Regions from separate parts of the Homo sapiens genome. Here regions 1, 3, 4, 5 and 6 are each linked to region 2. A link is a loop called in an ENCODE intact Hi-C map of the cell type or tissue named here. Cell type or tissue: PC-3. All regions are shown on one strand. Region 1 overlaps ANAPC10 (anaphase promoting complex subunit 10). Region 2 holds the start of LOC124900791 (a long non-coding RNA gene). Region 3 overlaps LOC105377462 (a long non-coding RNA gene). Region 4 has its middle 64 kb from the start of HHIP-AS1. Region 5 overlaps HHIP (hedgehog interacting protein). Region 6 overlaps LOC105377460 (a long non-coding RNA gene).

Region 1 (5,000 bases), 310 kb after region 2:
GAATCTGTTTTGTATGAAATGCCAGACTACATCTCTTAAATAATCTACAGTATAAGTTTGTGGTCAAACAAAAACAAGATACAATTAAGTTTCTAAAAAATATAGATGATACTTCTTCTTAAAAATACAGATGTTACTTTTCTGTATAACATATTTTAGTTCCAAAAGGAAATATGCCCCAAATGCATAGTTACCTCAACTCCATTTTGGAAATAAGTGATGCATACAATAATAAATAAAAGTTTTCAAAAATTCTATATATTGCTTTTAGAGAAGGTTAGAAGGTAACATTTTTTGGCCTAAAAATTATGTGTATCACACCAAAACATTCTACAATGACTTCAAAGATGAACTAAAGTTAGTTATGAAACTACTTTTTTAAAAAAATCTTTTAAACTAGCTAAATTCAACAAAAACTATTTTTCCAAAGACTTGATAAATTACACTTTCTGTCTTATCAAACCAATTTATGTTTATAGATACTGCCTAAGCCATTCCACTTTATATCAAATTGTTTAAAATAGGCCCCTCATAAGAAAGCAAATATAAGTAGATTTTGGGATCAACAAATAGAGCCAGAACTTTTGTCTGCATCTTCTTACTCTATCACATACATTAGGGGAACTCAAATTTTAATAGGAAATATTATTTTATCAGAAGAACTGACATACTAACCACTTCTGTCAAAGTACCATATATGGACTCACATGGTTGTGCTACTGAAATAAGACACAAGTAGAGAGCGAAAGGCCACATGAAACCATGGGAAAACATTACAGCTCTCTCTAACACTGAAGACTTATTTCAAGCCTCCTTTTAAAAAAAATCACTTGGTAACAGCTTTATTATCTGAAGACAAAAACAGAGCTTAAAATTCACTTAAGCACTCGATCTTGTGCTCTTGTGCTCTATCAATATTTTATCCTTTCATGGCCACAAATTTTAGAAGCAATAAACCAAAGGACAACTTTCACATATGCTGAAAGTGTCTACTTAACCTTAACAAGTTGTTTCTCATATAACAATATAGAAATAATTTGAGAACTGTCACAGTGTGTCTAAAAAACACTTTAGTTTCATATTTAAGTACAAAATATTCTACAATAATTTTTAAAAACAACAATAACTAGTTAGCAAACTGAAAAGGACTTTAAGTATCCTTGAATTTCAGCTAGAGATATTTTCTAAAATGCTATAATGATCACATCTAAAATATAATGTTCTTTGGTCCATTGCTCTAAATGATAAAAAAAAAATCTCACACATTATTTTTCCTTCTGAGAGCAAAAGAAAAGAACAACATTAAATCAAAACATAATGCTAAAACGCAAGGGATTTAAGAATTTAAAAACTACCATCTTGATTTGAAAATTTCTCTTGAATAACATGAATTCATGCACAAAAGTAACCCAACTGAGATGAAGCATTCTGCAAAGAAAGACAGTGTAGACTCAGAAATGCTAAATTATCACTTCTATATAGAAATAGTCTCTTGTGTAGAAGCAATAAATTGCAAACATCTTATAAAGTGTTCTTAAATTGTTGGTTTTCAATTTATGTGGAATAGGATATTTTGAATACAAGAAAGTAGAACGAGAAGCATAAATAATTTCAATTTTGTCATTAAAAATATTCTGTTTGGCCAAATCCAGTTTTAGTATCTTGTGACTATTCAGCAGAAAGTTCAATTTAAGTCCTCAGGTATAGTGGTTAAAATACACATTCTAGGGTATTAAAGGAAGGGTCTGATGCCTTTGTAGAGAGTTATCAATAGAAGTAACAAAGATCTAGATACAATACATGCTTCATAACTAAAATGAAGGAAAATAAATAGGATAGAAAAAGAATAATTTATTGCTAAATAAGGCAGCTATATGCTTTTCTCAACTTAGACTATTTTTTAAGTTACTACTTCAAATCAACAATTACAAAAAATAAGCATCTCAAGTAAACAAATTCATAATTTCTAGTGAAAAAAAAAGGAAAATCTATTAAAACATTTCAATACACACTACACTACACCCTCCAGTGGGCAAACATCCACGGAAAAATAAAAAAGATTTAGGTGGATTTTCCACTCAGTTAAATCAGTACTATAACTAATGAAATGATGACTCTGAAAACCTCATAAAAATTCACACTATTTTAATAACTTGTTTTAGTATATGAGTCAGAAGCAGCAAAGTTTTTTTTATATATTTAGATATTGTGGTAGAATAACAGAAAAAATAAAATCATGATCTGCTTCATCTTTCCTTAAAAAGCAAAGTGCTATCAGGCTCCTATTTAACTTAGAAAGAAAAAAAGGTAAACAGTATAAATCTCATACAAAGATGTATAATTAAAAGATAAAAGTATTCATATCACGAGCTGCAAAAGCTAGGCACTAACAATTTAAAGCAACATCCAAAAATTGTAGTTCCTGAGTGAGAACTATGGCAGAAAAGTAGTATGTTCATTAAGTTTTCCAGGAAAACAACTCACATTATCACCTGATAATATTTTGTATTACTGGTCTCATGAGGCTATGTGGTCACTAAATAGAAATATAAACACACTTAGAAAAAATTAAGAGACTACCTATAAGAGCTCTTTTTCTATATGGCTAATGTTTCAGCACTTAGATGACATAATAGAAGCAAAGACTAGATTAAAAGTATTTTACAAGGTCCAAATATCGCTTAAAGTTTCTCCTGTTAACTTCTCAAAATCCTTATTTAATGTCAGTAAAATTTACAATAGAATACAAAACATCTTTAATACAGATACCTAGAAATTTCATATGAATATGTACACTTCCCAAAAATGCATCAAAGAGTTCTTGAATATATATTCTCCAGGAAAAACAAGTACAACTAAGATTACATGAGGTCTTGAACTTAGTACAAATAGGCTACGAAACTAGAAAATAAAGGACAACAGTGACATCTAGAGGAGGTTTCAAATATATACCACGTATATCAAATCAAAACATTTTATTGCTAGTGTTTCACTTATCACAACTGCCTGAGGAGCTATATGATAAATCTTTAGTTATAAATCAAAACAAGCCAACTCTACTTATAAAAGGCTTACCAATATGAGTGATCCAATCATTTGGTAATGTGAAATTTTTAATAAAATACAATTTAATACGTCAAGTCATCAGAGAACTAAACACTGATTAAATGTATCAGATATGTGACTAAAAGAAGGGCTGTCAATTGGTCCAAAAATAAGAGGCCAGGCGCGGTGGCTCAAACCTGTAATCTCAGCACTTTGGGAGGCCGAGGTGGATAGATCACTTGAGGTCAGGAGTTTGAGATCAGCCTGGCCAACATGGCAAAACCCCATCTCTACTAAAAATACAAAGGAGGCTGAGGCAGGAGAATCACTTGAACCTGGGAGGCAGAGGCTGCAGTGAGCTGAGATCAGGCCATTGCACTCCAGCCTGGGTGACAGAGCAAGACTCTGTCAAAAAAAGAAAAAAAAAAAAGATTATGATAAAAAAATTTAAAATATTCTGAATTTAAGAAGCACTGGGTGAATAGAAAAACTTAAGAAGACTAAGAGCTGATTTATTTATTAATCTATTCAAGCACAGGAAGTACACATCAACCAGCATGGCCTGTCAGACAAAAGAAGAAATGTTTTTAAATTAAAAGAAAACTAATTTACAACAATTTTTCAATTTTTCAGAAGCTGAAATTAGTTTTCAAGAAGGGTTTCTTAAAAGTAAGGGCTGGGCATGGTGGCTCACGCCTGTAATCCTAGCACTTTGGGAGGCCGAGAGAGGCAGATCACTTGAGGCCGGAGTTCGAGACCAACCTGGCCAAAACAGCGAAACTCCATCTCTACTAAAAATAGAAAAAATTAGCTGGGCATGGTGGCGCATTCCTGTAATCCCAGCTACTCAAGAGGCTGAGGTTTAAGAATTGTTTGAACCTGGGAGGTGGAGGTTGCAGTGAGCCAAGATCATACCACTGCACTCCAGTGTGGGTGACAGAGTAAGACTCCGTCTCCAAAGAAAAGAAAAAAAAAAAGTAAATTAAGATAATTGTCTATAACAAGACCAAGAAGTTATCTCAAAGTAACAAACAACCTGAGTTCAGATGTCAGCAAGATGGCACTCCCATGTTCACTGCAGCATTATTCACAATAGCTAAGATATAGAATCAACCTAAGTATTCATCAATGAATGGGTAAATAAACTGTGGGGTATATATACCCAATGGAATATTATACAGCCCTAAAGAGAAGGAAATCCTGTCATTTGCAGCAGCGTGGATGGAACTGGAGAACACTATTGTTAAATGAAACAAGCCAGGCACAGAAAGACAAATACCACATGATCTTATTTACATATGGAATATTAAAAAGTTGAACTCAGAAGCAGAAGGAGAATGATAGTTTCTAGGGGCTATAATGGAAGGAGGGATTGGGGAGATGTTGGTCAAAGGGTACAAAATTTCAGTTAGATAGGAAGAATAAAATCAAGAGATCCAGTATATAACAGTGACTACATTAATAAACAATGTGTTATATTCTTGAAGATTGCTAAGAGAGTGGATTTTGAGAGTTCTCACCACAAAAAAGTGGTATGTGAAGTAATGCATATGTTAACTAGCTTTATTCAGTCATTCTACAAAGTATATATATTTCAAAACATCATACTGTACATGATACATACAATATTTAATAATTTTTTTAAAAACAATGAATATCTCAAAAGACAAAACAACAACAAAAATACCTTGGACAATATCCTCACCTGTTCTTATTTGTCAATACATATGCAAGTTTTACGAGAACAACACTTACTTAATAAGAAAACAATGAAAGTACATGTGATTTCTATTAAGTATTTTATTACTAACTCAGATTAAACATAAATTTAGAGACACGGTCTTAATATAAACACTAAGTCAAATAAGAGCCAAGACCACAAATTAACTGGAGGCCTTTCAAAGATCACAAGTGCTTCCCAAATCTCTCAGAACCACCAGATTTTAATGATTATT
Region 2 (5,000 bases):
ATTTTGGTGATATGTTTGACAATCCCTTATATGTAATTCATACTGAAATGTTTCATATTCCCTTTTCCTTTGTTCCCTTTTGCTCCTGTAGCTTACTGCAAATAGAATAGTGTACATACTCTTTGCTCTAAAAATTTTTACCTTCACTTTTGACCAAAATCAGTAAAATTCTTAATTCTAAGTAGTTTTATAGTGTAGTCAAAATGCATTATGCGAAAGTGGAAACTATGCACAGTGATCATGTATATGCCCATTTCTGAGTGTGTACAAGTGAAGAAAAAGCATTATATACAAAGAATTGCTGGTGGGAAGAAGAAAGGGAGGCTAGTACTTGTCAGGTGCCAAGCTCTCCTCAATTAGAGAAAATGCAGGCAGAGGAACTAGGGGCATGAGACTGCCACCATATATTTTTATACTTAGTTTTGTAAAATTATCCTGGAAGAGACAAATTTTGGAGCAATATTTAAAGACAATCAAATCCATTACACTGATCTATAAGATATAGCTCTAAAAATTTCACTACATACAACCTGAAATAACCGTGAGAGATAAGCAATAGAGTAGAGCCAGAGGGAATGTCAGAGGCCCAAATAAAGAGCGAAGAAAAGATACCTACGTAAGTGGAAGTGGACATAATAGGTGTAGTACAGTAACAAGTCAGCTAAACTGAATGGAAACAAGTGGGAGTTAGTAATAATTGCTAACACTTATATAGTGCCGTGTGCCAGACACCTCTTCAAAGAAATGTCAAGAACTGTGAAAGTTCTGAGATTTCACTCCTTTTAGAAACTAACAAGTTAGCCTGCCATAATTTCAGGGAAGCTGACAGAAGACATAAGACTCCTGGGTCAGAGACAAAGGACCGTTCATTAGTCACAGGAATAGTCAGAAGCAGTAACCAGTTCCCTGAGCCCCATTTCTCACAGATTGAAACAGAAAGAACCAGGTGATATTTGCACTGGAAGTTGGTTGAGTTACAGAAAAGAAACTTTGAGCTTAGGGATCCCAAATCTTTTATAACAGAGAGTAGGCAAACCTACCTGACCTTTGCATTAGAGGGAGAAGCTATCACTGTCTTCCAAGGCTGGCTGTTATACAAGCATCCTTTAAAAGTTAGTTCAGAAGAAATGCATTCAAAACTTCTGCTTACAAGATGAGCAGAAACACAAAAGGTCCATTGAGAATTGTCTCCCAATAAGTACTTTACATATATTGATTCTCTGGACCTCCTCAACAACCACATGAGATAGGTACTCTTATGTCATTTTATAGATTAAGAAATGGGACACAAAGTTCCCACAGCTATTCAATGGTAGAGTGAGGATTTGAATCCAGCAATAGGGCTCTGGAGCAGCACTGTCCCACAGAAATATGTGAACTAGACATATCATTTTAAATTTTCTAGTAGCCACATTTTAAAAGCAAAAATAAACAAAACTAATTTCAACAATACATTTTGTGTAACTCAATGCACTGAGAATATTATTATTTCAACATGTAATCAATATCAAGACTAGTCATAAAATATGTTATGTTGTTATAGTGTCTTTGGAAGCCAGTGTGTATTCTACATTTATAGCACATCTCAATTCAGCCCAAAATTTTCATCAAAAATATTTGATCTGTTTAATAAAGTTTGCATAAAACTTAGAGCTGAAAAAGTAGATAAACATGCCCAAGTTGTTCCAAACACACTTAAAAGCTTTCTAATGACTGAATTATCACTTTTTAAGGTTAAACTAATTAAAATTAAACTACTTAAAAACTCATTTAAACATTGAGTTTTTCAGTCATAGTAGCCACATTCCTATTACTTAAAAGCCATATATGGCTAGTGGCTCCTGTATTAGACAGAAAACTCTAGAACGTGGGCACATAATCACTATGTTCTCACTTACAAAGAAAGTGCATTAAAAACATACAGAATTTTAATTTAATTTTTTGTTCTTCTATTTTGATTGTTCAATGAAGTCACAGTTGTTTACTTTAATCTGCCTGCCCTGATGGATTATTGCAGAAGTCAAGAGAAGCCAGAGCAGAATGGCTGTACTGTAGTTGAAATCCATTATCAGAGCACAGGCTCATAGCCAGACAGACCTGGTCTGATCCACACTCTGCCAAGTCTTGTCTTTTCTCAGCTGTGTGACCACAAACATATATCCTGAACTTCCTTAACTCTAATTTCTTTATCTTTAAAGTAGGACTATAAATAGCACATCTGAGGATAAAATAAGGTGATTCATGTAAAGGACCTGACATAGTGTTTGGCATATAATTTGTGCTAAATAAATGTCAATTGTTATTCGGCAGCTAGAGTAAATTTAACACAAAAGACCAAACACACATTTAAGAGTAGATAATTTTGAGATGCCCATTTGTTTTCCAAAGAAAGGGCTTGCTCATTGGCTACTCAGCCCAGTGTTACCCTCTAGTGCCAAAAACCTTGAACAGCAAGCATCACCAACCAAAACACCAGAACAGCAAATCTCTGAAAAGATGTGTCCATTGATTCAACCTCAGATGCTGTTAATTAGCACACCATTTTCTAAGGCCCATTCTCAAGTTTTAATGCTCTTTCTTACCAGTTATCTGAGGATCTTGTTAAGATCTTAGTGAGTCTTGTGACTCACTAAGAATGAAGTGGAGCCCGGTAGTCTGCATTTCTCATAAGGTCTCAGGTAATTCCAATGCTGCTGCTCCACAGATCCTCCCTGAGTAGCAAAAGTTTAGACAATTCTATTAATTACTCAAACTCTTTTGAAAGTAACCACCACCAAACTATTAGAATAAGGAATTGCAGGATTAAGCAAAATGTTGTCGTCTTTCTCCTATAGACATGTGCAAGAGGAAAAGCCCTAAATTTATACTAAAGCTGAAATATACCTGAAGTTTAAAGATTACTTCAGATTGCTTTCTTCCCAGGAAAGTGTCTCAGCAAGACAATAGTGGGGTGGATGGGTCAGTATGGCAATTCTTACATTCCTTTGAGCTCAGAATGTAATTCAGGATCATGTGCTAGACTGGAAATTCATGTTGAGTATAAGTTAATCTGTGTTCATAGTTTGAGGTTCGAGGAACTTTGGACTAGATAACAACATGGTGGCAAGGTACTAAACCAGCACTGGAAACTGAGTCAGAGCCTCAGTAGCTACTAATTAGTAGTTGTTCTAATGTCCCATAGTCAAGACTTTGGAAGAAATCATCATCTGTGTTTTATTTCATATTTGATAAAATGGATGAAAAGATAATCGACACGTTTCTGCAAACTTCAAATGAGATAATGTGGTGAAATTTCTTTGAAACTATTGTCCCATAGATACAGATACAATTCATTACAAGTCTAACAGAGCAAACTAGCCTCGTATCTTCTTGGCATAATGGACAATATTGATTGTTTCTGGTAAGAATAAAAGAGGAAGGGGAATTTGAAGTTTATTTAAATTTGTTCATCCATTTAAAAACGCTAATTAAGGCCACAATGACTTAATTGCTCCAAATTTCTAGGTATTTATGTTGCCTCCCACAATGAGACTGCCAAATTAATGATAATATTTATTTTTATGTTGTTTTCAAACATTTGTTTCTGATTATGACTTTAATATACAACAATGCAGTCATGCTTTGTTGGTAAGTTTGCCCATTATCTAGCTGAACTCACTATGCTACTGACTTTGATAAAAACAAAGTCCACAGAGTTTTTCAAATGCGTGCTGAACATCAAACACAGCAGTCATGTAGAAGGTCTATTGCACTTATCTCACAAAACATTATCATATACTAGACATGAACTCACGTTTTCACCTACTTTCAACAATCCCCTGCCCTCCATGGATATACGTGGAGACTGGTCTCCCTACTTCCTTGTTGTTTTTTTGTTTTTTTTTTTTTTTTTTTTTGAAACGGAGTCTCCCTCTGTCGCCCAGGCTGGAGTGCAGTGGCGCCATCTCGGCTCACTGCAAGCTCCGCCTCCCAGGTTCACGCCATTCTCCTGCCTCAGCCTCCCGAGTAGCTGGGACTACAGGCGCCCGCCACCGTGCCCGGCTCATTTTTTGTATTTTTAGTAGAGACGGGGTTTCACCGTGTTACCCAGGATGGTCTCAATCTCCTGACCTCGTGATCCGCCCGCCTCGGCCTCCCAAAGTGCTCGGATTACAGGCATGAGCCACCACGCCCGGCCCCTACTTCCTTGTTTCATAGTAAGAAATTTCTTTATGTGTTTCTGTTGGCTTCTCAGAAGCTTGCTTTAAAGTATTTCAATTCCACCTGTTTTGACTTAGGATCTCATATTAATGTGTTTCCCCTAATTCACTACCCATTTACAATATTAGATTTTTAAAAAGCATTCATATTAATGTGCTATAGTTACTGACAATGTAAAGGGAAAAAGTGTACTTTGATTCCCAGAGTTTGGAGAAAAGCAAAGTCAAATAAATGCAGCCCCATATTTCCATAATGAAAAAAAATCAAGGGAGAAAAGAGAAAAGGAAGAAAGGAGGGGAAATTGAGAGAGAAAAAGCAAAGAAGGAAGGAAGGAAAGAAAGTAGAAAGAAAGAGAAAGAAAAAAAAGAAGGTATGAAAGGAGGGAGGAAGACAGGAAAAAAATTTGAAGGTTTATTTCCCTTATGTTATACTGTCTTTTTAAATTTACACAACAAAACCCAACAGGGCCTAGAATAGTCTTCAACAATCCACCAATTAATTGATATATAATTCTCTAAGACAGGTCTAAGCCCTGTTGGAAAGACAAAGGTATAGAAAGAAGGTCCTTCATTCTCATAACAAACTCTGGGGGAAAAAAAAACAACAACAGTCTAAACACAAAAAGATAACGCTATTAGTGTCTAAAAGTACTTACTAGGCAAACCAAAACTTTTTTCTTACATGTAGTCTACTGTGGTTACTTAGCTAAGGCCTATGTTTGGATCCTGGATCAAGAGATGTGGGTGAGATCTTACCTGTGTCATAATTAAGATTCCAGGTGAATTGGCTTGATTAACCAA
Region 3 (5,000 bases), 200 kb before region 2:
CCATTGCCAATGGTCTCCCCACAAAAGAAAGCAACACACACTCACCCTAGTAAGATAGTTTTATTGGCATTCTTGTGGACAGATGGAGAATGGGGGTCTATCACATAGCACAGCTTTATAGACATCCACATTTACCCTTCTCCATACATTCCCAAAACGCTCTCTCCCTTGGCAGCTGTCTCATCCCTCCTAGCTCACTCAGCACCTCAGTTGGCATCTATTTTTTTTTCTTTTCCACCTCCTCCATCTCTTCTGCAGCCACATGGCTTCAGTCCCTACCACCCTGGGACACTTCCTCTAGGTTAAGAGTCAAAATGCAAATGCCCGCAGGAGCCAGGTGGGCAACATAAAGAAAAGAGCAGAAATTCCAGGTACCAAAGACTGGCAGGGACTATGGCAAACTAGACAATGAATGCCTCATAAAGCACTTGGTGCCTGTAGGGATGAGGATCCCGTATTCACTGGCTCCCGATTGTCAAAGAGACACTGGAAATAGGATCTTTAATATCTTTAAAAAATACCACATGGTCAAGGAAAACGTATTTGCCAGCCAGATGAAACCCATGAGCTACCAGTTTGCAACCTCATCCCTAGATCTCTCCATTCCTTTTCCTAAGTGGGCAAAGTTAGTCCTCTCTTGGTGTCCTTCATTTCTATAACCAAACATTAACCACTGCTCAGGGTAAATGTCAATGACTCATCACTTAGCGCACGAGCGTGTGTGTGTGTGTGTGTGTGTGTGTGTGTGTGTGTAGGTGGCATGGCAGGTATAAGGTTATAGACACCAAAACTCTCCAACACAGCAGTGCATCTTGAAGCAAGGATAATCTAAGTGTCGGGAAAGCTGGTTCTACTTCCTATTTAGCCACTTCCTAGTTTTGCTCTTCTATCCCATGCCTATAATACCATGATAAATGCTGAAATGCCTTGAACTCTCAAATTAAATGTACTATGTTGTACATATTTCCTTTTATGCTCTTTGTTTCCTTTGGGGTGAAAATATACTAATGAGCCAAACATCATTCTATCATCAAAGATTGGTGGGATTTAGGAGGTATCAGTGTGTCCAAGCTGCTCTGACGGACATTGTATGAGTGAGGTAAGACGAAGAGTCAATGCCCAGAAGCAGTGGCTTAAAAAAATTTTTTTGACCAGGTATCAGTCAGGATTTAGTCAAGAAAATAAAAATCACATTAGCTCTTCAAACAGAGGAATTGATTACTTAAGTGTGGAAAGGCTGAAAGAACAGAAGGGGAACACTATAAGAATATCTAGAGATAATAACAGCAGGAATTAGCCCATGCCTTGAGAAAGAGGGACAGAAAGTAGAAGGTGGGGTTACTGTAACCAGAAGATTGAAGGAGGGGCTCCAAAGAGCTGATGTTGTAGCTTTGAAGAGGTGGTGGCATCTGACTTCTGCTGGTAGCTCTGCTGCTAGAGGTCTGACAGAAGCTGAAAGAAGTTGAAAGAAGCCGGAGGCTGCAGCCAGTGCAGCTGCTGGAGCCATGCTGAGGGAAACAGAAACACAGAAAGGAAGCCTCTTCTCTTTCCTCTGACCTTCTCCTCCACTTGCAGAAGGAACCAGCTGGCAAAGGAGGGTCCCAATGCCAACATCACAGAGCAGTGTAGAGGGGGTGGATTTGGAGCTGAGAGACAATAGGGAGATAACTGGCACAGATACAGCCACAATCAAAAATACAGATCACATCAGGACTCAGCACAGAGCTTTTGCACGCATGTCCAACTGCAACAAGCTTCACGAACCAGTGGGACGCACTATATCTTATTTTCTATTCTATTCTATGTCATTTTAATTATTAAAATGCTGGTTACACTCTCCTACGTGATTTCATAATCCACTAGTGCCTTAGAGGAGTCTCAAATCTAAAAAAGAAGTGAATGACTCTGAGACTCCATGAGAGCAAAGTGTATGTGGTTGAGATGAAGAAGGATGTCCATCAAATTCAAACAAAAGTCTGAGCAACTTGGAAAATTCAGGGAAAGTATGGGAAGATTTGTTTTTCTAATTTCAGAGTAGTCTTTGCAAGAAAACAGAGAATATCATTGTGGTAAAGTTGGCAAGATCACATTTTAATTTTGACCCTGCCTTCCTCATCAACATTACAGATGTCAGTTTACAAGTAACATATGACATAGATGTTTACATGCTGGGTGGCACTGAAATACTTAATGTCATTTTTAGAGTCAACATTTATCAGCATGGTGGCACATGGAAATTAGGTTTGTTTTCTTTAGTTGGTCTTAGGAAAATCACAGTGCTGTCCACCGGATGGCATAAAAGTCACTAACAACAGATTCTCCTTTTTATTTCTGGGGTAATTAATCTAGAAGAGTAGACTTGTATGGCCCAAAAACACAATAGGATTGCATTATTTCCTTTTGGTTTTTAGCTAATATCTAGTATTAAGTCAATCTTTCATATATATATATATATATATATATATTTTTTTTAAGTTCATTAGTAATTCAAATACTGAATTTGATCTTTATGAAGAGATTTGGATATCAATACTATTACAAACACAATCTCTACATCCCCCCAAAAGTAGACCAGAAATTTGGAGAGAAACCCAGTTAAAATATGCTATAGCAAAGGCAAATTAAAAGCAACTTAGATGGTTTGACTCACAGAGTTAATAGAGTCGTTTACATTTAAAACCTGGAAGACTGGGCAAGGTGGTTTACACCTGCAATCCCAGCACTTTTGGAGGCTGAGGTAAAATTTTTTTTAAAATGTCAACAGAAAAGTTTTCAATCATCCAATTAAACAGATAATTTGTTTACATTGGGGAGGAGAAGTATGCCGTAACTCTGACGTGTGTGTGTTTATACATGCATGTATAAGGAGAGTGTGTGTGTACATGCGTGTGTAAAATAACATGGGTACTCAAAGGAACAGGTCCAAGTTTAGGAAGAATAGGCCATGTTGACTTGCTGGTATGTACCCAGAACCTGTTTGTTGATGTCAGTCAACTTAGTACTTTCTTCCTTGGGCCAGAGAAGATGTCATCAGATTATGAATCTGAATTGCTTTCTCTCTTTTTCTTATTGATATTTAAGAATATGAAAGAAAAAGATCTTTCTATCCAAAATAGATGAAGCTTAGCTGTAAATTTCAAATGCTGATATTTCTCAGCTGTTATGTTTAAACAAAATGTCTAAAAGCCAACCTACTGCTCACAGTAATCAGCAATATCTCCTATGTAAAATAGTTCAGGAAGCAAAGAAAAAATTTAAAATACGCGATCTCTTTAGTGATTTCACACCTTACTATCTTTCATTGGGTTTGTGACATCATTTTGTGACCTGTTTTAAGATCATATTAGAAAAACCAAAAAAGAAAAAAGATTGTATTAGATATGTATATATATAAGTACATGATAATTAAATATGACTTTCCCCAAATGCCTTGAGATAAGGGATGACAAAATGAAGTGTAACAAAATCAGAGTTCAGAGTCATGTCCCTTAGAAAGTTACGTGATGTTTTGGGCTTCATTCGCCTTATCTATACGAATTGCAATACCGCTTTTGTAAGTTTGTTATAAGGATTAAATCATACAACGTATGAAAAAAAACAAAAAAAAACCTGGAAGAATTTTGGCTTGGATTATACAGAATTTTACCCTTTGCAATTTTTTTACCATGTATTTAAATTCTTTTCTGTGCATTAGATTCCAAACTTCATAAGGAAATCCGAGTCTGAATTTAGGCTCAGATCCTGCTTCTGCCATTAACACACCATTTGACCCTGGCAACTTATTAAACTTATTATTTAATCTTATTAAACTCCTCATCTTACATGCACCACAATGTCTAACAATACATATTCAGTAAAAAACCTATAACTGTTGGAGCTTTTATCTTGTTAGATGAGGATATCTATCAAGAAACTATGATTCTTCTAATTTATTTCTGCTGAAAAATATAAATACACACTAAAGAGAAAGGGGGCAAGCTTCCAGCTCTACTGGAATAGAGAACTATAATGACTGAGAGGTTGAGTTTGGAGTCTGTTCACCTAGGTTCAAATCCAGGCTCCTTGACTTCCTAGGTAACCTGGATGAGTTGCTTACCCTCTCTGTGCGTCATTCTTCCCATGTATAAAATGGGGGGAAAAAAATAACACCATTTAACTCGTAAAATTGTCACGTGGTTTAAAGCTATGTACCTGTAAAGTGCTTTGGAACAGTCCCTGGCAAATAGTCCTTGGCCTACAATAACTAATAGCTATTACTACATTTTTATTCTTATGTCCAGAGTTTGGGTAATCCAGTGGAGAAGTAAAAGCAAGATGGAATGGAAGAGACTATGAAAAAGGCATGAATTTGGGGGATACTTCAAAGTTCTGAGAGTATATTGTAGCAACACTATAGTACTCAAAGTCCCATTGAATAACAGACTAAATCACAGGATCTCTTCATTTCCAAAATGTCCCAGCTCTCTGTTCACAAGAGTTGTCCATGGAAACATGAAACACCTCTTAGGCTTTATAATTAAGAAACTCCCAGGTTTCATAAATAAAACTTCAAGGACAGACTACTACATATTTAAAAGGATTGCTAAAGTAAAAAAGACAGACAATGCCAAGCGTTGGAGAAAGTGTGAGGCAAATGGAACTCACATACACAAACAGGGGTTACATAAACTCCTAAAAATCACTTCAGAAAACTGGCTGGCCATATCTGAGAGAGCTGAGCATATGCATTCCTCATAGTCTATATGCATTCTTTATAATCTATCAATTTCACTCTTAGGTGTATAAGCAATAGAAATAAAGGCATATGTTCATCAAAAGACAAATATATGAATGTTTATAGAGACAACATTTATAATGGCCCAAACAGAAAACAACCCAAATTCTATCACTGAGAATGGGTAAATTGGGATATCTTCATGTAACAGAATGTCATATGTCATAGAGAATGAACAAACCATTGTTAAGCAACATGGATGAATCTCACCAACATAATATTAAGA
Region 4 (5,000 bases), 170 kb before region 2:
GAGCCAATAAGAAGGATCAAGATTTCCTGTGTGGAGGCATTACTCATGGGAAATTTTAGGGGCTAGGTTATATAGAAGGAAGAGTTCAGGATGCAGGAAGTGAGCATGTATGAGAAGAAATATCAAGAAAAATACTAATAGCTAAGGAGGGATGCTTGGGTAGATGATCTAGCTAGGTTTAAATAATAATGACAATAAAAATAGTAAAAACAAAACAATTACTACCTCTTATTGAATTCAAATATGTGCCAGACAATATATCATCTGCTTTATATATGATACTATATTTATTTCTCATAACTAGGATGTGAGTCAGGCATTCTTATGTGTCTTAGTGATAAGAACAGAGACTGAGAAAGATGAAGAATTTTGTCCAAAGATGATTTCAAAACAAGGCTTTTTGACTTCAAAATATGATCCTCTCTGTGAAATTTTTATCTTCATGCTTCAGATGCCAAGAAAATTTAAATTGCTATTGGTGTAGAAAAACAAAACATCACTAAATGCTACTATCCCTTGTCAACCAATCAACTCAAAGTAATTTACAGGGTATAATCTTATTTGATCCTGATATATATATATATTATATTTTATATATACTTTTATATATATATTTTATATATACTTTTCTTATTTTCCATATGCTCTTCTGTCATAAAATTCTTTAAAAAAAAGAAAAAAGATTACTTGGAATATAATAAGTGCTTTCATTATACTTGTTCCCAATTCAGAAAGATAAGCCTTGCCTGCCTGTTGACCCTGAGTTTTCAAACTCAGTGGCAAAGGAGTTGATACATGAATTTAATTATGAATTATTTCCTTTTTGACAACCAAATCTTATGCAGTTTAAAAAATCCTCTATACTATTCAAATATTCCTTGGAAATATAAGAGGCTACTTAATACAGAAATTTGAAACTAAATGTTAGAGAAATGTACTAGTAGCAGTAATAGTCTTGGCAGTCAATGAGAATGAAAGAATCAAGAGTTTCTCCCTTCAGACATCAGATCTCACTTCAGATGTCAGATCTGTGTCATGACTCTGAATTGAAGAACTTGTAGATTACAATCAACAAGGTAAATGTAAGCAATGTAAACAGACACACATGATTTGATGGACTGCAAGACTGAGATCACAAATTCCTTATTAATTATATGTTGAAACTGATACGGGAGAGAGACAGGGAAACGCTGGGTAGAGAAAGGCGGGGTTCCTGCCGAGGGTTCCACCCTGGGGCTTGTGCCCACAGACCTAGGTGAGGACAGGCACTCCTGTTTCTGTGCCCAAATGTTGCATTTTCCAAGATTACCCTGGCCTACCATGCCCCCCGCATCCCGGACCTATAAAAACACTGATACCATAGCAGGCACACACAAAAGCGGCTGGACGTGGAGAGGAACACAGCCACAGAAGAATACACAGACACCGGCAGTCCATCCACTGCGCAACAACACAGACGCCCAGGGAAATTTGTCGAGGGCAGTCGGAGGAGAGCCCTGCCCCTGAGCAGCCCAACTCCAGCGGAAGACCACCTTCCCACTCCATCCCCCTTTTGGCTCCCCATCCATCTGCTGAGAGCTACTTCCACCACTCAATAAAAAACCTTGCACCCATCCTCCAAGCCCACATGTGATCCGATTTTTCCGGTACACTAAGGCAAGAACCCGGGAAACAGAAACCCCACTGTCCTTGTGATAAGACAGAAGGTCTAATTGAGCTGATTAACACAACCCGCCTGAGGATGGCCAAGCTGAAAGAGCACACTATAATACACGCCCACTGGGGCTTCAGGAGCTATAAACACTCAACCCTAGATGCTGCCGTGTTGTCAGAGCACAAGCTCCCCACGACCTGCCCGTCTGCATGCTCCCCCTAGGGGTTTGAGATGTGGGACCCTGAAGAAATGATTTACACCCCATTGTATGCCCTGTGAAGGGGATAAGGGAACTTTTCCCATTTCAAAACTAACAGTCTACTTCTGGGAGAGTAAAAAGTGAACAGTTTATTAATTTTGGGAAAAGGTACTTCATTGATCCATCTCTTTTTTTTCTCAAGCATAAATCACCTTCAGTTTTCTGAATCACCATTGCCTCCAAATTAAGATTCAAAAGCGGGTGAAGAGGCTGGAAGGTACCTAGAACCCTTGAATGTGGGCCAAAAGCCAGACACAGAGGGGTGTGAACCCAGTACATACTCAACTTCTTTACACCTAGGTGAGCTGAGACTCTGGAAATGTGGCAGAACACTGGAGCATGTGACTTTGGATCAAATAAGTTCTCAGAAATTTATTTGGATTTGCAATCATTACAGAAAGAGGAATTTCTAAGGACTTGGGGACCCACTTGAACAGGGTGAGCCCTTACAGAATTGTGTAAAACTAAATTTTCATCAGTGTTCTCTGGGGGACTCTCAGAAAGACTGCAATCCTCTGGATGCCTGCATTTTCTTCCATGCATTTCAAGACACCTGGAATAGATATTCTTTAAAAAGGAAAAAAAAGGGTCAAGGTTGAAACAAAGCCCTTAAAGCATCTGTGCACCCCTGGAATTCCCAAGGATTCAGAATGATCCTGTTGTGATCTGGAGACTCCATAAGTGTCGTTAAGCTGGGCAATTTGGACCCACTACAAAGAAAACTCAGTGGTCCAGTCCTCAGACTCTCAGACTTTGGGGTGGGCCCACTGATTACCTCCCAATCAAAATGTCCATTCTGTATTCCTGGATGCCATTTTCATGCCTCACCTTAATGTACAATGAAAGGCATTTAGTTATGGCTCCATTCCAAGGAAGAGGCCTTATTAACTTGCTGCCCAAGTCCAAGTTAGAAATGCACATATATATTCCCAAATGGGAATACCTGTGTAACTTTGAATCAAAGAGCAAATTTCACGGTAGCAAAGCCGAGGGCCGACTTTTAGCTTCATCTTCTAGAAAACTATCCAGCCATGTACATCAGCTAGAGTTTTAAAGCCAAACAAATACTGAAGGAAAAACGAAGAATTTTAAAGGAGAATGAAACAACCACAACAGGACAAATAATCCTGAATCACAAATGAGAACACTCCCATTGGCAGAGACACAAAGGTAATATTTTCACTAGAATGAATAGTCCTAGAAAAATTTATTCTCCAATATCAGACACAACCAGGCCTTTTCCTTCCATATGAGACATGAATGTCTCCTTTTTCCACTTCATCGTTTTCAGTTATCCAAACAAAATTTTAGCAGCAGAAAAAATAATGAATTTAGTCTGTTTAGGTCCAGTATTTCCTCGTTAATGTATTAACTCCCTGGCAGTAGTCAAACCATGCACTCTTCCTCCGGAATATTTCTTTCTCTTTTATCACCTTTAGAATTTCAGTGTCACTGAATAACTTCTATTTAATTTTGTCCCAGTGCAAGAAGCAGACACCTTAAGAGCACGTTAATTTCATCGTGACTGAAACTTTGGGAGACCTTGTATACCACAGAGGCAGACTGCTGTTTAAAACTTTCTTTTTTTTAATGTGTGTCAGAGCACTTTAACTTCAACCACTCTGCTAAGAGGCTGTTGTTTTAGTTCAAAGTGTACACAAAGGAGAGGATCACCACGTATGAACTAATATTTGCTTAACTGTCTTCATTTCCTCATTGCCCTGCAATTCAAGTGCTCTGTATTCCTTTTTTCAGCAGTCATAGCATTAAGTGAAGAAAAATTGTGTTGCTCGTAAGCCCAGCATATGCCAAAGAGTCTAGTATTTGCTCTAGTGTTTCTCACAACCATGTGTTAAATGATACTTTACTTTCATAGCTAAGTGAGGCAATGTGGGGTGAGATTAAAGGAGCAAGCCTGCACAATGTGCACATGTACCCTAAAACTTAAAGTATAAAAAAAAAAAAAAAAAAAAGGAGCAAGCGGCAAAGGATAGAGTGTGGCCTGGAAGGTTAGCTCAGGTAAGGTCTCTCCCACCGAGTTGCTACTCCATATTCCAGAAGCTAGAGTGTCCATTTCTCCTCCCTTAGGTAATTATTTTGAAAATTAATGACTGCCACCCTGAGTGGTAAGATTAAAGTAACTTAAATAGAAAACCAATACCAACAAAAGAAAGAGACAGAGATAGAGACAGAGAGGGTGGGAAAGAGAGAAGTGGGGAGAAGAATAAAAGGAGGGAAAGGGAGGGGAGGTGAAAGAAAAGATAGAAAAATTGTCCCTTTCAGAAGAAGATATGGAAATCCACCAAGGGCAGTCATCCCAGCAGCTCACTGCTCTCTGCTGTGGGCAATAGTTGGGTTTGATCCAACATTGTCAATTATTCACTCTCAAAGCTTTCATAAGTCTTGAAGTTGCAACACAGAGCAGCAGTATCAAAGCTTGAAGTGGAATAAAGAGAGGAAGAATAACATCCTAACTCCTTGAATGTTACTACATCTCTGCATTTGAAAAGATTTCAAAGTGCCTTCCTTATTGCTCATTATCATTCCTCCACCTGACTTTCATTTTTCTCTTCCCTTGTCTCTCCTTCCATAGACCCCACCACACAGCATATCTAGTGGATACTGTCTAAATTGTGGAGGGTAGTGGAAGGAAAGAAAGAAGTTCTGCTTCTTCACACCTCTCCACCAGCTCCTTCTTCCATCCTTCTCACCAGACGTCCCAGCCATGTGGGCTTGCAGCCAGTGGCTTCTCCAACACTAGCTCTGATGGTAGCCCCCATAGTTTCAAAATCAAGATTCCCAGTGTCACTTTGCCCTTTTGCCCATTTCAGAAATGATATTTAGGCTTCCTAGAGCTCCTAAAGATCCAAATGCTGTATCTTCTTTATCCACCCCTTCATTGACACTGCAGCTTTGATCCGTCTAATGAACTGCACGGAGAGCAAAGCTGCTGACCCTCTCAGTGCTTGGTAACAGCATTACTTACTGGCCTATCAAAACAATGTCTGTGTATACTTGATCCCCAGAGACTCCCAACCTTCCCTCAGTGTTATTATACAATAAAGCTCTCTTTATAAGATTGGTTTT
Region 5 (5,000 bases), 98 kb before region 2:
AAATGCTAATGATCATTCTCAATACTTGCCCCAAAAGTGAGCTGTAATAACACAGTCTTTGCATTACTTATGCTAATCGATTTGTTGCCTGGATTGATCCTTGGCATGTAGGTTACCATTTCCTAAAGTACAATAAATAAGATGCTAATCCCCACCCTTCCCTGCCCCTGCCCCCAGCACAGAAGTGTCTTTACAATTGTGGAACACAGATTTTTTGGAAATTACTATAAAAGCAAATTTTAATAGTTTTCCCTTAAGTTGATTTAATGATATGGTTCACTTTCCTCTGAAGTTCAAAGTGTTGGAACAGCTACTTTGTGATTCTTTTTTAGAAGAAACTAATCAACATATTTTGACTATCCTCATTAATAGCTTCATCTTTCTACAAATCAAAAACTTGAAGAGGAAGGTACCCCGAGGGATGTATTTTGCTAAAAGAAGCCAAATGCTGGAAGAATTGGGAGAGAGAAATGATTCCAGAGACATCTTCATTTGTTCCCTATTGCCCAATGCATGAAGAAATGTACATATAAATGACTTAACCATTTGCTTTGACTTCATGGCTTTAAGAAAGCACAGTCACTTTAGAATATTCATATACCTATAAGATAGCTACTTCCTAGAAAGCTTAATTAAGAAATAGTCATAGTCTGCTTATTTTCCCAAAAATGGGAAAAGATATTACAAAGCAATATAGTGAGTATATACTAGAGTTTTATTAATCATAATATTTTCCAGTTGTGAATTCACTTAGGGAAGTAAATTCTCAAAACTTCTAAAAATGCCAAAAACTCTCCACTTGTTTCTGCAGGACTTTTCTTCTGCTTAACTGAGCAGGGTACCTACTTTGCTAGTCACTAAAAGAAGGCATAACACACTCTATGGGAAGCATATCGATGGACGTCTATTGGCCTTGCTTCTTCCTCTGTACCTGTAGTCATAATGATGTTTATCACTCTTCGACCTCATCTTCTCAGCAGTAGGTTATTGTAGTGTGAAATGTCTGCACACAATTAGTTCAATTGGTATAATCCTATTGCTAAGAAGGCCAAGGTCAAGGGTTTGATTCAACTGAATTTTCTAGTCCATAGCCATTCCTAACCCCGGCCAGTTAGCTTACACATGTGTCTTCTTAGTCCCAAGGAGAGTAAACCAGAAGGAATAAACAGATGGATATATCAAAATCCACCACTTCTATCAGAATATGTTCATGAGTAAGTCTTACTCATGAAGAGTCAGTAACTTTTTTTTCCTTATCATGATGAGCAGCACTTATAATGAGGAAAAATAACTTTTCCCTGGAATACATGCTGAGAGAAAAGGGAGAACTCAGAATACTCCAAGGAAGCATTTATTTTATACGTCAGTATTTATAGGGTGCTTTGTGGTATAGCAGAACCAGGCTCATGATCCAGCAGAATATTTACAGATCCAAGATAGTTGATAAATGATCAGAACTTAAAAAAAATACAGCTGCTAGAATATTTGGTGTTTGTTCATTATTAGTAGACCTGACCATATTATGATGATCCCGAGTGAGCTAAACATGCACTTTCAGTAAAATGACAAACAAAAGGGAGCCCTGGCAATAAATGTTAAAATATATCTCCCTATTCATCATTGTTCACTGCAGAATCGGGTCATTTAAGGTAAAGTATTAATAAAAGTGTTAGATACTTAAATTCAAATAAAATTACATGATTGTAAAGAAAAAAAGCCCATGTATTTAAGTAAAAATCTTCTGAGTTGGTTTTCACACTTAGGTTATTCAGTTTGTCTAAATTACATAAGAAGCTTGGAGTAAATTTATTGTTAACATTCTGTATTTTTTCTTAATTTGCTAAGCAGGCATTGTACCTCTGGAGCCACCAAGTTTATGAATATATATTCATTAATCTTTAGATATTCCGTTTGAAAATGACTTCTCATTTCCTCGTATTTGTCCCAGTTACTAATTCCCTTTAAATTGGAATTGACCACCAGCATTGTTTATTAATTTCACCTTAAGATGGTATTGGTTAGTAGACAGTAATGCTGAAACACACATTTTTTTTAAGCAAGCTTGAAATTTCTTTTGAATTGCATTTTGAAATTTTTCTGTAACCCTTCTGGCAAACATCACCTTAAAACTATATTTCTCACTCACATATCCAGTTATAAATATGACCATAGTATGACAGTCTTCCTGCATGCATAATATAGGCATGGAGATTTTGTTGCCTGATGGTAAATATTTCCAAAACAAGATCTAGCCCAAAACTGTGCAAAGAGTTTGATTTAACAATTTAGTTTTTTTTTTCTTTTTACCTCTAAGAGACTTGTTTAACACTATTAGGCAGTTTTCATGTGAATGCTTACCCATTTAAGAAGGGAGGGAAAAGTGCTTCTAATCCTTGAATTTTTTTTCAAAGAAAAATAACTTTCCAATTGCCTTGCCCCTCCCGTGGAGCACTTCCCAGCTGCTTGCCTCTTTTTCTCTGTGCCCCCCACCGCATGCATGTACACACACATACACACACACTCCCAAGGACATCTGCTCTTACTTGCCTGGTTGCCAAGACAAGATCCTTTCCAATAGCCTAGTCAGAAATTGGCAGGGAAGAGTCTCTCTCAGAAAGTTCAGGGTGAGACATTTCACTCAAAAGTTAGGTCAAAATGTACTTCAAGCTTTACAACCATTTGGGACCTTCACATTCTAAGATAAGTTTTAGGTTTGAGGGATCCTAGGTCAAGCACACAGAAAGTAAACTTGTAGTGTCTTTTATGCGCCATTGATGAGTCTCACTTGGCTGATCCCAAATTCTTGTTCTTAGAAATCCTTGCTAAATCTGAATTTGTTATACAACTTCTAAATTTCTACTGAGCTACTCAGTATGTTTATCACAAAATTGATGAGGTGTGAAAATATAATTTGTTATATAAAAATAAAAACTTTAGATATATAATATAAAGTATAAGACCAGAAGCAGCAATTTAGGACCATATATAAGACTGACTCTGGTAATACCGTCATATTTTGAGAGCAGAAATCATTAGAATGTGGAAGTGAGTCTTGCTAATATGTCCCAGAAAGGTAATACCTTATTAACTCAAATTGTAAAAGTAATATCAAAACTTTTTTGCCATAAAGTTATTTCCTTTCATATTCAAAGATAGCTGTCTTTATATGATAAAATATTTAATGTGTAAGAAAAGAAAACACATCTTACTTTTAGATCCTATTAAGTAACTCCGTTGTGTTTTTGTTTTGGCTTGTTGATATGTCAGCTTTTCTGTTTGAGACGATTGAAGGAATATTTTAAATATAATTTTTCTATTACACATTAATCATTATCTCCTATAAGTGAGGTGCAGGAAAAAGGCACTTATATATTTGAAAATGGAGGCTCTGTTATAAGCACCAATTCATTGCTTGATCATTACACAGTGAGTCAGTTGTTTATTATAGCATATAATGACCTTGTGTTATTCATTAGATTTATTATTTAATCTTATGTAAGTGGCAATACACTAAGACTTGTAAAATGACCAAAACTGGCACCTGATGGCCTGTCTCCTTCTTGATTCTTGTTTGTTCATCTGAGGAAGTTATTTAGTATTGTAGGAAAAAATGCTAAATACTGATGAGATATGCTCACAGGTACAACATACAGTAACTAGAGAATCTTGAAAAGACATCAATGCAATAGCAAGATAAATGCTGAGTTTGTCTTATTTGTACTTCATGGGAGCCTTTTAATACTCAACACAATATTATTTCACTTTTACCACAATTTTTAAATTTAGTTTAAAACACAAATGGGAATCCCAACCCCCGATATTTTTCATTCTTTTTATTTAGTATTTATTTATTTATTTATTTATTTATTTATTTTTTCAGAAGGTGTCTCGCTCTGTGGCTCAGGCTAGAGTGCAGTGGTGTGTTCTTGGTTCGCTCCAACCTCCACCTCCCGGTTCAAGTGATTCTCCTGCCTCAGCCTCCCGAATAGCTAGGATTATAGGCGCATGCCACCATGCCCTGCTAATTTTTATATTTTTAGTAGAGACGGGGTTTCGCCATGTTGACCAGGTTGGTCTCAAACTCCTGACCTCAGGTGATCCACCCACCTCAGCCTCACAAAGTGGTGGGATTACAGGACTGTTTTTATTTCAGTCTAGGTTCTTCCTAAAATATCCACCTAGTTTCCCAAAATTCTTTTCCTCATCTTATATCTTTCAAATAAGGTGGTTTTACTATGACATTAGGTGCTTCTAATGAGTCTTTTTATATTTTTTAAAGGTTTCCTTCAAACAACTGCGGATGAGTTTTGCTTTTACTATGCAAGAAAAGATGGTGGGTTGTGCTTTCCAGATTTTCCAAGAAAACAAGTCAGAGGACCAGCATCTAACTACTTGGACCAGATGGAAGAATATGACAAAGTGGAAGAGATCAGCAGGTTCATAAAGATAAATGCTCTTTAATCTTTTTAAAAAAACCCAACTGACAAATCTTGTGGTTTTGACAGTGAATCAACTGTCTGTGCTTATGTTCAGCAGCTATATCCTCCAGATGCTTTAGTTTTTTCTCTGTGGTAGTTTGTTTCTCTAAAATTCTAGCTTAAATGCTTTTAATACTTAGACTACTAATCGTATATTATGAGCTTGGCTTCTCTATGACTCATGTCAATTTTATGGGTATAGTTTTAAGCCTGAATTTTATGATTGTTGTTAGTCTATGGCACTGTGAAAATGTTCAGCACAATTACCATTAGCAAATCAGGTTTTTCTAAATAGATCTTAGAACTTTCTCTCTACATGCCTTCCATAAGGTTTATTTATTGTGAGTAAAACTAATTTTAATTATAGTCGCTGAAATATGAGAAAATGAGATTATGACATTTGAAAATATATACATGTTTTGATTCTCTTATTTTACTTTCTGAAAGAAGGCTGTTTTGTTTTTTGCCATTGAAAGAATTTAAAAGAACCACTTAAAAGAATTATATTGTGACCCTTGGGTT
Region 6 (5,000 bases), 580 kb before region 2:
GCTTTCTCATAAGTGAGATGTGAGCTTGAATTGTCTCTTCCAGACAAATCCTGCTGCTTCATTTTTTAACAAACTATCTGTCTAGTGTAGAAGGGATTCAATTATCCCTTCACCTTAAAAATATGCCAATGGATGGTGTCGGCCTTCTGTGGCTTGGAGCAAACTCATGTTACACAAATCTGTTTCTCATTTATGTGTTCAGTTAAATCACCAGGGTTGTTTTTTTTCCCTCATAGGATGTGGCAGTACAGAAGGCTGACACCTTTTTTATTTGGGCATTCTACTCAGATCCTGGACATAGGGAGGAAGGAGAAGAAAGTACTTGAAAATGTTGATGTCTTTCTTTATTGGACAAAAGGCCCCAGAATAAGAAATGATGGAAGAAGGCATTTTTAAGTACTCAGTCACTTTCTATGTCACTAGACTCATATCTTATTAGTTGGTATGATTTAGTGAGTCATATAGTAATGTTTCTAATGTACTACCTTTGGTATAAATTGTAACTGATGCAAAATATAGTTTAAAAGAATAAACAAGGAAATGCTATGTCATAAGAAAGAAAAAAGATTTTAGTAATGTAATACTTAAATAACTTCAATAGAGATTTAAGGATTTATTTGTATACATTTCATAGATTTGTTTAATGATTCTGCAAAATTCCATAGCTAGTGAAAAAAAAAAAAAACTACTAGAACCCAGAAATAGCATATAAGTTGTTCCCTCAAGACATGAGATGGTCAATGAGATACCTAATTAGCATCATTATTTATCTGGGAAAACTTTAAAGTACACAATTTGATAATATATACTAAGTAGTATAGTAATAGTAAATAAAAATCACTTTGGCTCTATGTAGAATATTTCCTATTGGTAAGCAGGGTTGAAGGAGATACCTACATATATGGTGTCTTGAGTGGAGGAATTCGAACACAGAACCTGGTTTAAGCTGGTTTTTCCTAAACACACCCTGGAGAGAATGACTCTTCAGTACCATTTTCCTGGATCTCCTGAGCAATTCTTTTTGTTTGTTTGTTTATACTTTGTCTTCCATTAGACAGCATTATTTTGCTTTCAACCATATAACCCTAACCAATACAAATACGGTAGAAGGCACTCATGATCAAAGAGAAAGAGCCCTAAAATCAGAATCTCAGAGTGAGGTTGTACCTGGGGACCACGATGCATTGGTATCTTTGTGGATCTGGAAAAATGCTCATCACGACTAATCACCGATGAAATGCAAATCTAAACCATAGGGAGATATCATCTCACCCCAGTTGGAATGGACATTATCAAAAAGCCAAAATAATAATAATAAGAAGAAATGCTGGTGAGGATTTGGAAAAAGGGGAACTCCTATGCACTGTTGGTGGGATGTAAAATAGTACAGCCACTATGGAAAGTAGTATGGAGGTTCCTCTAAAAACTACAAATAGAACACCATATGATTCACTAACTGCTGAGTGTATATTCAAAAATCAGTATGTCAAAGAGATACCTACACTCTTTTTTTGTTTTGAGATGGAGTCTTGCTCTTGTCGCCCAGGCTGGAGTGCAGCGAGGTGATCTTGGCTCACTGCAATCTCCGCCTCCCGGGTTCGAGATATTCTCCTGCCTCAGCCTCCCAAGTCACTGGGATTACAGGTGCCCATGACCATGCCTGGCTATTTTTTGTATTTATAGTAGAGACGGGGTTTCACCACATTGGCCAGGCTGGTCTTGAACTCCTAACCGCAGGTCATCAGCCAGCCTCGGCCTTCCAAAGTGCCGGGATTACAGGAGTGAGCCACCAGGCCCGGCCAATACCTGCACTCTTCTGTTTATTCCAGCACTATTCGCAATAGCCAACATATGGAATCAACCTAAATAAGTGTCCATCAACAAATGAATAAATGAAGAGAATGTGGTGTATAAAGAGTGGAATACTGTTCAACCATTAAAAGAATGAAATTTGGTCCTTCGTGGCAACACGGATGAGCCTGAAGGACGTTACGTTAAATGAAATAAGCCAGGCACGGAAAGACAAATACCACATGAGCTCAATCATATGTGGAAGCTAAAAAAGTTGATATCATGTAAGTAGAGAGTAGAACCGTGGTTACAAAGTCTGGGAAGAGTAGGGGGAAGAGGGGCTAGGGGAGATTGGTTAAGGGATACAAAATTATAGCTAGATAGGAGGAATGTGTTCTAATGGTCTATAGCACTGTAGTGTGGACCAGAGTTAACAACAATTTATTGTATATTTTCAAATAGCTAGAAGAGAGGATTTTGAGTATTCTCAACACAAAGAAATGATAAATGTTTGAGGTGACTGTCTTGCTCATTACCCTGATTTGATCATTACACATTGTACACATGTATGAAAATATCACATTGCACTCCACAAATATGTACACTTATTATGTGGCAATTAAAAATAATAACCAATAAATAAATAATGAGTAGAAAAATTAGAAAACGAATATGTAATATCTAACTCTGTAGAGCCCTCTATTTTAGAAAAGAAACTTGGTAGATTTGTTCTAAGATTTGATCGCTAGAGGTCACCAAAGTCACAGAAATTATCAGTATTTTTTTCTTTCCGTTTTTGAGTCACAGGCGGATGTCTCTGGCCTCTCCCATTATGCAGTGCATTTACTGGAAGACCTTTTGCTGCTTAGTCTTAAGGAGAGTAAACTGTTTGGACTAGTTTTTTCTAATATTAAATATTCCAGGAAACAGACAGCCATCTATCTATGGGACTATTCAAAACAGATGGGTGTTTCTAGAGAATGTGATTTATTTCCTTCTCTGATACCAAAGGGCCTATTGGTTGATACCTGCTGAATGTGAGTTCTGAGTAATGTTGTTGAGACAGAACCACAGAACACCCAGCAGCAGCACACACCGTTTCAAGTGAAACAGCATGGACCATTTCAAGGAAAAAACATTGTGCCTTTACTGGTAACATGTCTGGTGTAGGAGGGCTCCAATGAAGCAGAACATTCAAGAACACCCATTGCATCTTTTAAATAACAGACCACACTACCTTTTGCATGTTAATAATTCTCCATTTTTTTTTATTGAACTCAACATTAGCCTAAATCCCCAGACCCTAAATTTGTGGAGATTCAAAAACAAACAAGATTGGAATCCTGAAAAGACTCAATGAAACTGTCTCAATTTAAGAGATGCTTCTAGCAGAGATAGAAAGATATAATAGCTAATTTCAGTTTTTTTAGCATGCTCACATTTTAGGGAGGCATAATTCATATTAAAACTTTCTAATTCTGTAATTAGACAAGATGTAGCCTGTAGAAGATGAATATTTGTCAGGAGTTAAATGCAGCTAACAAAGATGCAACAGGCAAGAAGCCTTTCACATTTTCAAGGTTTCATTTACCAATAGCTACATTATTTCCCTGGTTATGTAGATAAGTTTGTGTTTAAATGGTCTCCTGCAGAAACTAAGTAAACCATTTTTTTTCCCATAAGACCTCACAGTGCTTAGATACCTGACAAATCCAAAGTTAAGGCTTTGGTACAAGCCATAACCTAAAAGACTCAAGCCAATATCAACGTGACACATTTTGCATTTAGGCTTGTTCTTTATTCAGTGGACTTCATTTGACTTTGATCTTGGTTAACTTTGAAGTATGCAAGGTTCCCACTTTCCATAAGGGTTTTTTTTTTTTTTCCAGTTAAATCAGACAGGCAGGCAAAGGAAATCTAAACCTTGAAAGAAGTGAAAACAACTAGACACAGTCAGTGATATATTTTCACTACTTTGTTTAAAACAGCACATTGCCATACTTAAAACACTTCACATCAATGAGTTATTTATTAAGTTTTAAATATAAGTCACATTTTCCACTGTATCTTAGGAGACACATTTGAAAACATGTTGGGAATCTGTTGTATGATTTGTGTGAAAAGTTTAGTTAAATGCAAAACTACAGATTGTAGTTAATGATGTACTATTACCATGAAATAGCCATTAACTTAAAGGAAATATTTATATAGGAATTACAATATATGACATTTTATATCTGAAAGCTGGATCTCTTATGGAATTTTATAGACTATGGATTTCAAAATCTACTAGAAACTAGGATTCACATATGTATTTATAAAATGATCCAGACCCACATCTCAAACATTCATTAATTTTGTTTCACCCTTATCATGTTTTAGATTTATGGAGCTATTTCTTATCATGAAGTGAACTTCACTTAATAATGAAGTACATATACACATGCACACACATAAACGTGCATGGGTGTGTACAAATTTATTATTTGGAACAAAAATAGAATCATATATGTATCATTATAAAATGTGTCGTAAAGGATATTAAGAGAAAAAACTTCTTTTTTGAGAGATTTAAAAATTCAACCCAGCCAGGTATCATTTCTCTCTTTCATGATACCTCACTTACCCTAGTTATTCTCTTCTCTTAAGTCTGCAAACTGGAACTTCCCTCTATTAAAGAAAGTAGTAAATTTGTGTTATGTCAGATTAACAGCAGGGGGTCCTGAAGTCAGTACACGTTACTATTTCAGCCCTATTCTAGAAAGAAGCAAAAATTTGAATTACATTTCAAGTCATCTAGAAGGGCTAAATTCTCTTTGGAGTAAGTCTGACCCTGTCAAATTACAAATCTAATATTGTTTTTGGACATACAGTCTGACCAGTGACTCATGTAAGAACTGTTACAGTTGAGTTACCAACTGTGGTCTTACAAACCATTTTGGAGTAGAATAAAAACTCTCCATGGATCTGGAGACAACATGTCTCATTCCTGCACCAGCTCTTTATCTTCCTATGGACATCTGGAAGAAAGCCCCCAAAATATTTACTTGTATATTTCTCTATAATTATATATATATATGTATAAAATTAAGAAGTTGAGGAAATAAACTTTAAAGAAGAGGATTTTGAGATGTAACAGTGATGTAGACTGATATGTGTAAGCCTCCTCTACAAAAATTGTTACTATACAATGAGACATATGGTACAGG

Evidence for each region. A loop is a pair of places that touch in the nucleus more often than their neighbours do. Peaks named below come from ENCODE experiments on the same cell type or tissue, not always from the same donor. Only the 100,000 strongest peaks of a DNase experiment are listed, where the experiment ranks them.
Region 1: a loop joins it to region 2, with 3 times the contacts of the local background. A loop is called at or near these places in 4 of 110 quality-filtered maps.
Region 3: a loop joins it to region 2, with 14 times the contacts of the local background. A loop is called at or near these places in 4 of 110 quality-filtered maps.
Region 4: a loop joins it to region 2, with 7 times the contacts of the local background. A loop is called at or near these places in 3 of 110 quality-filtered maps.
Region 5: a loop joins it to region 2, with 3 times the contacts of the local background. A loop is called at or near these places in 5 of 110 quality-filtered maps.
Region 6: it touches region 2 in a loop (11-fold over the local background); 14 of 110 quality-filtered maps call a loop at or near these places.

Annotation. Positions count from the first base shown.
Region 1 is chr4:145,058,606-145,063,605 of GRCh38, forward strand. The region is part of intron 4 of ANAPC10 (anaphase promoting complex subunit 10); the gene reads right to left. Among named protein-coding and RNA genes, the nearest start is that of ANAPC10, 37 kb to the right of the region's middle. In PC-3, a CTCF peak has its summit at 2,928 (motif pointing left); no DNase peak of the experiment used is centred here.
Region 2 is chr4:144,752,575-144,757,574 of GRCh38, forward strand. LOC124900791 (a long non-coding RNA gene) reads right to left here and starts at 3,886. Exons shown (of 2, transcript XR_007058289.1): 1 at 2,583-3,886. In PC-3, a CTCF peak has its summit at 2,428 (motif pointing left); a DNase peak (open chromatin) is centred at 2,427.
Region 3 is chr4:144,555,316-144,560,315 of GRCh38, forward strand. The region is part of intron 1 of LOC105377462 (a long non-coding RNA gene); the gene reads right to left. Among named protein-coding and RNA genes, the nearest start is that of HHIP-AS1, 88 kb to the right of the region's middle. In PC-3, a CTCF peak has its summit at 2,247 (motif pointing right); no DNase peak of the experiment used is centred here.
Region 4 is chr4:144,579,542-144,584,541 of GRCh38, forward strand. No RefSeq gene overlaps it. Among named protein-coding and RNA genes, the nearest start is that of HHIP-AS1, 64 kb to the right of the region's middle. In PC-3, no CTCF peak of the experiment used is centred here; DNase peaks (open chromatin) are centred at 70, 2,750, 3,060, 3,610 and 2 weaker places; H3K4me3 peaks cover 1,664 bases; H3K27ac peaks cover 4,550 bases.
Region 5 is chr4:144,654,511-144,659,510 of GRCh38, forward strand. It overlaps HHIP (hedgehog interacting protein), which reads left to right. Exons shown (of 13, transcript NM_022475.3): 3 at 4,280-4,436. Among named protein-coding and RNA genes, the nearest start is that of HHIP, 11 kb to the left of the region's middle. In PC-3, no CTCF peak of the experiment used is centred here; no DNase peak of the experiment used is centred here; H3K27me3 peaks cover 444 bases.
Region 6 is chr4:144,172,023-144,177,022 of GRCh38, forward strand. All of the region lies in intron 9 of LOC105377460 (a long non-coding RNA gene), which reads left to right. Among named protein-coding and RNA genes, the nearest start is that of GYPA, 34 kb to the left of the region's middle. In PC-3, CTCF peaks have their summits at 2,542 (motif pointing right) and 2,741; a DNase peak (open chromatin) is centred at 2,589; H3K27me3 peaks cover 393 bases.